2 separate regions of the Mus musculus genome follow, and region 2 is linked to region 1. The links are chromatin loops, found by intact Hi-C in ENCODE. Cell type or tissue: heart. All regions are shown on one strand. Links, peaks and the distances in the headings refer to the core of each region. The heading gives the core; the rest is flanking DNA.

What was found. A loop is a pair of places that touch in the nucleus more often than their neighbours do. Peaks named below come from ENCODE experiments on the same cell type or tissue, not always from the same donor. Only the 100,000 strongest peaks of a DNase experiment are listed, where the experiment ranks them.
Region 2: it touches region 1 in a loop (1.9-fold over the local background); 1 of 42 quality-filtered maps calls a loop at or near these places.

What each region holds. Positions count from the first base shown.
Region 1 is chr4:134,588,587-134,592,970 of GRCm38, reverse strand. It overlaps Man1c1 (mannosidase, alpha, class 1C, member 1), which reads left to right. Exons shown (of 12, transcript NM_207237.3): 4 at 1,535-1,615. Gm42326 (a long non-coding RNA gene) reads right to left here and starts at 767. Exons shown (of 3, transcript XR_881492.3): 1 at 290-767. In heart, for the core only: CTCF peaks have their summits at 2,253 and 4,075 (motif pointing left); DNase peaks (open chromatin) are centred at 1,240, 2,370 and 3,776.
Region 2 is chr4:134,682,686-134,687,069 of GRCm38, reverse strand. All of the region lies in intron 1 of Man1c1 (mannosidase, alpha, class 1C, member 1), which reads left to right. Among named protein-coding and RNA genes, the nearest start is that of Man1c1, 19 kb to the left of the region's middle. In heart, for the core only: a CTCF peak has its summit at 1,948 (motif pointing left); a DNase peak (open chromatin) is centred at 3,896; H3K27ac peaks cover 1,776 bases.

The sequences.
Region 1 (4,384 bases), core at 313-4,312:
AAAGTGGCTCAGTTAGAGGCAAGAGATGAGGGGCACCTGCGAGCTGAACTGGAGAGCTGGGAAGGGCTTCTTACCTCCCCGACCCTTCTGTGAGACAGGAATAGATGACCCACAGCAGAAGGCTGTGGAGAGTTTTTTATGGCGCCATAAAGTCAACCCGAAGACTAAGTGGGCTCCTCATAACCACTATAATTACTAGAATCATCTTGAGGCCTTTGTGAGCCCAGGGGAGCCTTTGTTCCTTTTCAGTGGGTGAGGGAGGGGCAGAGGAACATCTTCAGGGACTCACCTGGCACAGGCCCCAGCTCCTCCAGGCAAAGGATGGGCCTGCCCAAGGGACCAGGGAGCTGTGGACACTCAGGCAGCCTGGGGTAGGTTGGAGTGTTTTCAGGAAAAAAAGAAAGGTGGGGTCATGACCTCTTTGCACCTTAGCTTCTTCATCTAGAGAGTGGGGTGACATCACAGAGCCCTACGAGGTTAAAAGGAAGTGAGATTTGCACACTTTTTGCTCGTGGAAACATCCTCCCAGATTAACAGGTAACACTGGCTGCTGTGCATAGTGAAAGCTTGAGTCAGACCTGGTAGTGTGGTCCTGGAATCCCAGTGGAGGCTGAAACAGCCGGAGCACAAGTTCAAGGCTAGCCTGGGCAATTTAGCGAGACCCTGTCTCAAAAGAAAGAAAAAAGGCCAGGGCTATAACTCATTTGCCTAGACCCTCAGTTAACTCCCCAGCGTTAGAAATAAAAATTTAAAATACGGTGCGGAAAGCTGCCAAGGGGAGCACCTGGGGTAAGGGGTGGAAACAGGAGCCTTTGCGAGACCTGCATCAGCTTACTGTGTCACCGTGAGAAGGCCTGCCTGGGAGGTGGTGTCACACTTGTTCTGTGCAGGAGGAAACGGGGGGGGAGGGGGGGGACGACAAGAAATCTATCCCAAGTCACAAAGCCATGTACAGATGGTGCCCTTGGCAGGATGCCTCCACACCTGCTTTGTACTGGGCAGTGTGGGGGGCACAGGCATGGAGAAGGGCATTGTTGGTGGGTCCAGAGGCTGCTGACTCTTACACAGGCATCTGCCCACAGCCTCTCCTGCTCAGCCCTGCCCTGCTCTCTCACTCCAGCTAAGCCATGGGAGCTTCTCGGGACAGGGCGAGGGTGGCAGGCCAGGCTAGAGAAGGTTTGGCTTCTCCTTGGGCTAAGCTTCTCCTGCAGCTCGGCACAGGTCCTGGAGCTCCTTGGAGCCCAGCCAGGCGGAACTGCTCCAATGGCCTCCGGCAAGGCTGGGGATGGGAGCCAAAGCCGGTGTTTATTTGGAACGCTTAAATGCACAGTAGCAACTGCCAGGCAGGTGCTGGCCTCTCCCAACCTCAGCTATGAAAACGGAGCAGTGGCCTGGCCTGCTGGGGTCCTCGAGGCAGGGTACAGGTGTGTATTGAGGGGAGCAGCGTGGCCCTTGTCCAGGGCCTGGCTGGCTGTGGGAGACTCACACGTATCCTTACTGGACCCGTTGTCCCCCCTCCCCCACCTTCTTGCAGAGTGGAGAAGCATCTTTGTTTGAAGTGAACATCCGGTATATCGGAGGACTGCTCTCGGCCTTCTACCTGACTGGAGAAGAGGTAAGTTGGTCCTTTGAGGCTCCAGGCTGGACAGGTCTTAGAAAAACTATAGTTCTGCCTCTACTTTCCCATGGCTTCATGGGGGCAGGAAATCAGCCAGAGACCAACCAGGGCCTCGAGTTCTCCCCCCCAACTCCCTGACTCCATGAGGATTCCACATTGCACAGATCTATGGCCCAGGTGAGCACACTTGGGGCCCAGAGCACCTGATGACTTCTGTGAGGTTGGAACCATGTCTGTGCAGAACCAGCCACTTGCAAACTGCCATTCATAGATTTCAGGTCTCATGACCCACAAGGCCAAAGTGCTTCCTCTTACCCCCATGGACATTGGCCTTTTTTTAAAACAAGTGTGGGTTTTTGCTTGTATGTATGTATGTGAACCACATGTGTGTCTAGTACCCAAAGAAACCAGAAGAAGACATTGAATCCCCTGAAACTGTAGTTACAGCTGGCTGTGTTAGGACTGAACCTGGGTCCTCTGGAAGAGCAGTCAGTGCTCTTAACTGCCAAGTCGCAGAGCCCATAGATTGTCATATACTTCACAGCCAACCCTTTCCTTGGCTCCCCTCCTGGGCAGAACTGGCTGTACCCATTCTCAAGGGAGCAGTGGGGCCATGGGGCCGCCCTGCTGGCCATAACCTGTAACTGCAAGCCTTTGAGGGCCAAGAAGTGCCCAGGGTCACCTGCTGATGGCCTTAAACAAGTCCCCTCTTACCACTTTCTTTCGAGTCCTCGGATGGTCATGTTACCTCTTTAGATCAAACAGCCCTTGTGACATGGAACAGGACAGAGTTTGGCCTGGGCTGTCACCTCCAAACGATGTCTTCTCTCTGCCAGAGAATTCTGAATTGAACTGAGATTGGGAGGAACTGGAGCCTCCCCTCTCCCCTCGTGAGCACTTGTCGTTGCACACTCTGAGTATCAGATGGCCAGGTTGGCAGTGTCTCCAGAATATAGGTCATCAGTCAGGCTGTTCCCCGGGATCCAGAGGGCCCCTCTGCCCAGCTCTGCCACCACTTGGAATTAGGAGCCAGGCAGGTAAAGCAGGCAAGCTACAGAGAAATCCTGACCCGCTCTATAACTATGACCCAAGAAAGTCTTCTTCCCTTGCTGTCGTGACTGAAGTTGAGAGCTTAGAGGCAGCAAGCCGCCTCTATCTCCCCAGTCGCTTCAGGCCTCTCTCCATCAAACATAATCTCCTCAGCAGAGATTACTGCTTGTACCAATTTGTCCAAAAAAAATTGTCGATGGGAGCCCTCGGCGTCGAGCCACCCAGAGCTTGAATATCATTTGAAAACCCCAGGACAGGAAAATGACAGAGCGAGCAGGGGGGAAAACGGCAAAGTCACTCATGTGCTTCAGAGGCTCCTGCCCAGCCCCCGCTGGCTGGCGTGGTTGGAGGAGGGATGGATGCAGGGAAGGGGAGCGGAGATGCTTAGGACCAAGAAGCTAGTGGCTCCTGATGACAGCCTCCCAGCTCTCCTTTGACCCTTCTCTGAAGAGTCTGTCTTCCTGAGCCTGTGGCTCCCTGAGTGGCCCACACTTTGACTTCAGGATGTACATCTGGGGCTGTGGCCCAGGGCATTGGTGACTAGAGAGACAGTTCACAGCCAGGCGGTGGTGTCCTTCTGTAATCCCAGCACTCAGGAGGCAAAGGCAGGTAGATCTCTGTGTTAGAGGCTAGCCTGGTCTACAAGGTGAGTTCCAGGACAGCCAGGGCTATACAGAGAAACCCTGTCTCAAAAAAAAAGAAGAAGAAGAAGAAGGAGGAGGAGGAGAAGGGAAGGGAGGAAGGAAGGAAGGAAGGAAGGAAGGAAGGAAGGAAGGAAGGAAGGAAGGAAGGAAGGAAGGAAGGAAGGAGGGAAGAAAAGAGGACTTCATAAAGCTCAGAAGGAAGCCCAAGTAACGAGCATGCTGAGTCTTCCTGTACAGCGAGGTGCAGCACACATCCACGGTCCCCGCTATGTCCAGCCTTCTTCCTTTCTAAATACCGGGTTTTGAGTTCTGTGCACAGCACTGTGAGAGCTGCCTATGTCCCATCAGTGAAAGGAGTACATCACCCACTTACAGATGATGACTCACTGAGGGCTGTGCCAGGCCTCGATCCAGTCCTTTGGCCCTCCAGTCTGTCTCCATCGTCAGTGCCTGCTTCCAGTCACACTAAGCTCAAGCCACACCCAGTGGGCTGCCTGTTGTGGGCATGTCGTAACTTCCTACAACTATGTGCGCCACATCTGCTGGCTGCCACTTTCTTGGCTTCAGAGGAAGTGGCAGAAGAGGACCCTGCTGGTTGGTCACTCCTGCTGAGACTGACTCCCGTCAAGAGTCTGGCATGAGGCCAGAGAGATGTCTTGGAAGTTATGAGAGCACTGGATGCTCTTGTAGAGGACCTGGGTTCAATTCCTAGCACCCATATGGCGGCTCACCAGCCTCTACAGCTCCCCTCCCAGGGATCCTGATGCCCTCTTCTGGCTTTCCTGAGCCCTACATGTATACGGTGTAGAGACATACATACCGGCTAAACAACCTTACACATAGAATAATAAATTTTTTAAAAGATGGCAGGCATAATCAGAGCTGTTCCTGGGGATGCTGGGACAGAGCTTCACAGTTCAGAAGCACATCCGCACAAAAGCTCCCTCTTTCTCAATTTCGGCAAGAACTCTGTGGAGTTGCCATGGCACGTCCACCATTCTACTGGGCAGATGGGGAAACTGAGGCTCAGAGACAGTGCAGGGTTCAACGAAGGTCACACAGCGGCAGAGAG
Region 2 (4,384 bases), core at 315-4,314, 94 kb before region 1:
GTGCATATTTCATCTGCTTCTTCGTGTTAAAAAGAGAGAGCTGTTTTTAGTGATCCACAACGTCCCAGCTGACATTACTGTGACTTGCCTCTCTGGGTCTCATAAACAGTCAAATTCTTCCTCTGGGTGCTTTGCCTTAGGCATAATGACTGCCTTTGAGTCTTGGCTTATAAATCTCTACATTAAAAAAAAGAAAGGGATGGGTAGAGGTGGGGGGGGGAGGGAAGGGAAGCTGGGTGAGTCTAATTGCTGAGTTACTGAGGGGTTTCTGTGGTGCATTTGTTCTGTGAGGTCTGATCCCATCTCTCCTCACTCTCGTGCTCCTGATGAAGTATCATGTTTCGTAGGGGTTCTGTTGCTGAGATAAAACATCGACCAAAGGGGAGGGAAGGGTTGAAAAGCTCACAACTCCATCATGCCTCATTGCTGAGGGAGGTCGGGCAGGAACCCAAGGCAGGAACCTGCAGGCAGGAACTGAAGCAGACAGACGCTGGAGCAGAGGGCCTCGTAGGGCTCCAGTCTCTTACGGCTTGGTCCTCCTGGCTGGCTCAGCCTGCTTTCCTATACACTCCTGCCCAGGGCTGGCCCCACCCTCACCCTCAATGGGCTGAGCCCTTACACATCATTAATCAAAACAATTCCCCACAGGCTTGCCTACAGTCGGGTCTGATGGAAGCGGTTTCTAAGTTGAGGCTCCTCCCCTCTTCCCTAATGTCTGGAGCTTGTGTCAAGTTGATACAAAAGTAGCCAGCACAATTTATCACTGTGCATCATGTCTCATTTGGGTAGGGGGAGGTGTTGAGTCTCAGTCCGGAGTCTCTGGTTGAAGATCCCGCCCCCACGCCCTGGAGCGGGCTTTTCAAAGGTTAAAACTTGACTTTGCTGGTTAAGTGGTAATTTCTCAGGAAGACATTCCAGCCCCTGTTCTGTTTTCCTGCGTGTGTACTCTTGACCTAAATCACACTCCTCCATCCTCCCTGGCTCTCCACAAGCCGTCTCCCCTGTGCGTCACTTGCTTTGCAGAACTCTGGAGTAGCCTTGGGTTTTAATGATAAGAATCAAGGGGAAATGAAGCCTTCCATTCCTCCCTTTCAGAAGCAGACCTTTATAAAAACAGCAAGTAAAACATAATCGATTCTGCTACCTCATCGTGCAAGGGAACTCTTTATAAAAGAGACACGTTCCTGCCTTGGCAGAAAAACAGCAGCTCTGTCCAGAGACTCCAGCAGCTTCTGGTGCTGGCCTTCCTGGGGGTGGGGGTGGGGGTGGGAGCACTCACTACTCTCAGGGTGGCACTGTGCAGGAGCATCCCCTAGCCATGTCTTGTTCTGCATCTGCCAGGCTACCAGAGACGCCTCCACCCAGAAGGAGTGGGCAGAGACGGACATCGCAGGTTTCCTATGGCTGTCCAGTGTGGCGTTCCCTGTGCTCGGTGTAAAGTGCTTTTAGGTTTGGTGTCAGGGGAAGGAGTAGGAGTGCAATCCTCTTCCAGGAACTAGAGTTCTATTTGAATGCAAGAAGTAGAATTCTGAGGGCTCATGAGGTGGCTCAGCGGGTAAAAGTGGTTCCTGACTCAACACAAACCTGACGACCTGCAGTTGGTGCCTGGCTCCTAGGTATACACACACACACACACACACACACACACACACACACGATCACAGAGATACAACAATAATAAATAATATAATTTTTACTGACATTGTATCAAGCTGCATAAATTTAATAGCTTAAAGAATATAAATTTATTTTGTGCAAAAAAAAAACTTTCAAAAGAGAGAAAGAATTTTGACTTAGTACCTACCACCCCTATATGCAAGGATCCTCAGGACTGGAGTGAAACTGTTTAAAGCTGCTCTTGCTGAGGACCAGGGTTCAATTCCCAGCACCCACCTGTGGCTCACAACAGTCTGTAACTCAAGATCCAGAGGATCTAGCGCCCTCTTCTGGCCTCTGGTGGTATCGCATGCAGGTGGTACATAGCTATACATGCAGGCAAAACACCAATACACATAAAAACGAAATTAAATAAAAAATAATCTTTAGGGAGTCTGCTTTGAAGGAAAGGGCCCAGGCTGAGATGCTATCATCTAGAACAACCAGGTGAGAAATTCCTGTGGTGTTCATAGCAGAGCCCCAGTATCCCATTAAGAGCCAAGCAGATCTGTCTAACAGACTGACATTTAGGGCGAAGACTGTAATCCTGGCTCATCCTTGACAGAACCCCAAGAGGAAATTGACCATGAGACTGCAGGCCAGTAGGTTTTCATGATGTTGACATTCTCATGACGTCATCAGAAAGCCAAGGTGATGGTAATTTTGGACGGAGAGCTTTCACTTTGGAAATGCCATATTCTCAGGTATTCAGAAGAATGAGTCGCCTGTGTCTCGAGCGCAGGGCTTTGGGCCTTTATTGCCTTCTGAAATCTCATGTAGGCTTTTGGTAAATGCTACTGCCTCCCTTTCATGAAATCGGAGATGCAGACTTAATTCCACTTGGTTGTAGTCCGAGCCACTGGGCCTTTAGACTCTTCCCAGGTAGGTCTGGGAAAAGAGCGGCAGGTGTGCCCGTTCTGAGGTTGATTTCAGTCTAGGCTCGTTATGGAGTTGAGTTCATTTTTTTCCTTGCTTAAGAGGGATGCTGAAAGTTGGCTATATGTCAGACTCCCCCCCGGGGGTTGGAAGAGGAGAGCCTGGGGTAAAGACTCCATTAAAACCAAGTTTTCCTGAGCTGAGAACACACATGGTTCCCTTGATCTCACGGATTCATTAAAACTTTAAGAAAAATATTGGAAAAACAGACAGTCCACGGAGTCTCATTTGCACAGTGGGCACAAAGGAAGGGCAAAGGGGAGCCCCTGGCTTTACAGAGCTTTATAGAATAATATTGTCACAGGCTCAGGTCACTTCCTCCTACAAACATGCCCAGAGGCAGGGAAGCATTGCTTAGCTGTGTAAATATTTGCCTGTTCAGCCTGAAACATTGTGGGGGGAGCAGATGAACTGCAGAGATGAAAATATTTGCTTGTCTAGGAGTAGATCTCGCAGCGGGCCGTTCTTGCCCTCCCATGGTGGTCTCTGATGCTTTTCTGTCGGCGGAGCAGTCTTTGGACATTGCTTCTTCGCCTTCTGGAGAGCCCGTGGTCAGCAGGGTGGGTTGCTATCTATAAAATCCAGTCATTGGCAGAATGCAGGAGGAAGGGTTGCTTACAGTGGGACCTCCCCGAGTCTTGCTGTTACCTCATTTTTGCCATGCTGGGTATGATCTGCCTTGAGCCTTGCTGACTGGGGTTATCAGACCCAGGGCATGGAGGCTGCTGTGGTTGAAGCTGCCAGGGAGGGATGGAGAAGATGCCACTGAGTAGGAGAGATGGGCCAGCTACTGAAGGGTCTCGCTGCCAAGACCGACAACCTGAGTTGGACCCCCCAGGACTTTAATGGTGTGAGGCGAGACCTCCAACTCCCATGAGTTGCCTTCCACACACTTGTCATGATACGGGGGACCCCATCTACTTGTTGTAAAACAAATTTGGAAAGAAATAGTTTCAAACAAAGACTATATTGTTGCTTCCCGGAAGCGTTCTTTGCAGGGGCATCTGGATGTGTCTTGCAGATCTCCATGTCTGTGAAAGAAATCTGTGAATTCTCAACCTTCAGCCGACTCACAGCCTCTCTTCGGTTCTGTCCCAACTGTTTATTTCTAACAAATTCCTTGACTGATGCAGCCTATAGAAATGCATCTCCTTTGCCCGTCTCTGATTTCCTTCCGGCTTGGATGGGTGGACGTTCAGCCAAGGGGCACCAGTGGAGAGTCAGGCTTCAGAGAGGGGGAGATCTCTCTGTTGTTAAATCTCGAGTTAAGCCCTGCTTACTCTGGCTGCTGGCTGCAGGAAGCGGTGCTGGGCAGGCGGGCGTCTTGGCAGATGGCCGCCTTGCCTGTGGTTTCCTGGAGGCCTGTGTGGGAGACGATGTTTGTGTATTGGTTTTCATTTATGTGTCGCTCCTATTTTCATCTTCCCGAGGTACCCAGATGCTATGGTGATAGATTGATTGGAAACGACTCATTTGTCAGGGTTCCGTGGGGGACTCAGGTTCCTTGCTCACGTGCAGTGGAGTCTAAAATGTTTAATTAGATGCTGAGGCTTTCTGCATGGGTCCATCTCCGCCAGTCCTCCTAGGATTTAAGTGAGAGAGGAACTGGGGGCCTTTGGGGCTCTGCCTACTCTTCCTTCACCCCTTCATTTTGTCTCAGGGCTGCCATCCTTTCAAAGGCTGCTGTTTGTCTTGTTTCTCCCCCTATCACGGTTACCCTAAAAACTGCCCTCCTGTGGCTGCTGGAATTTGCAGATCTGCTCCGTGTTGCCAAACAGGTCAGACCCAGACC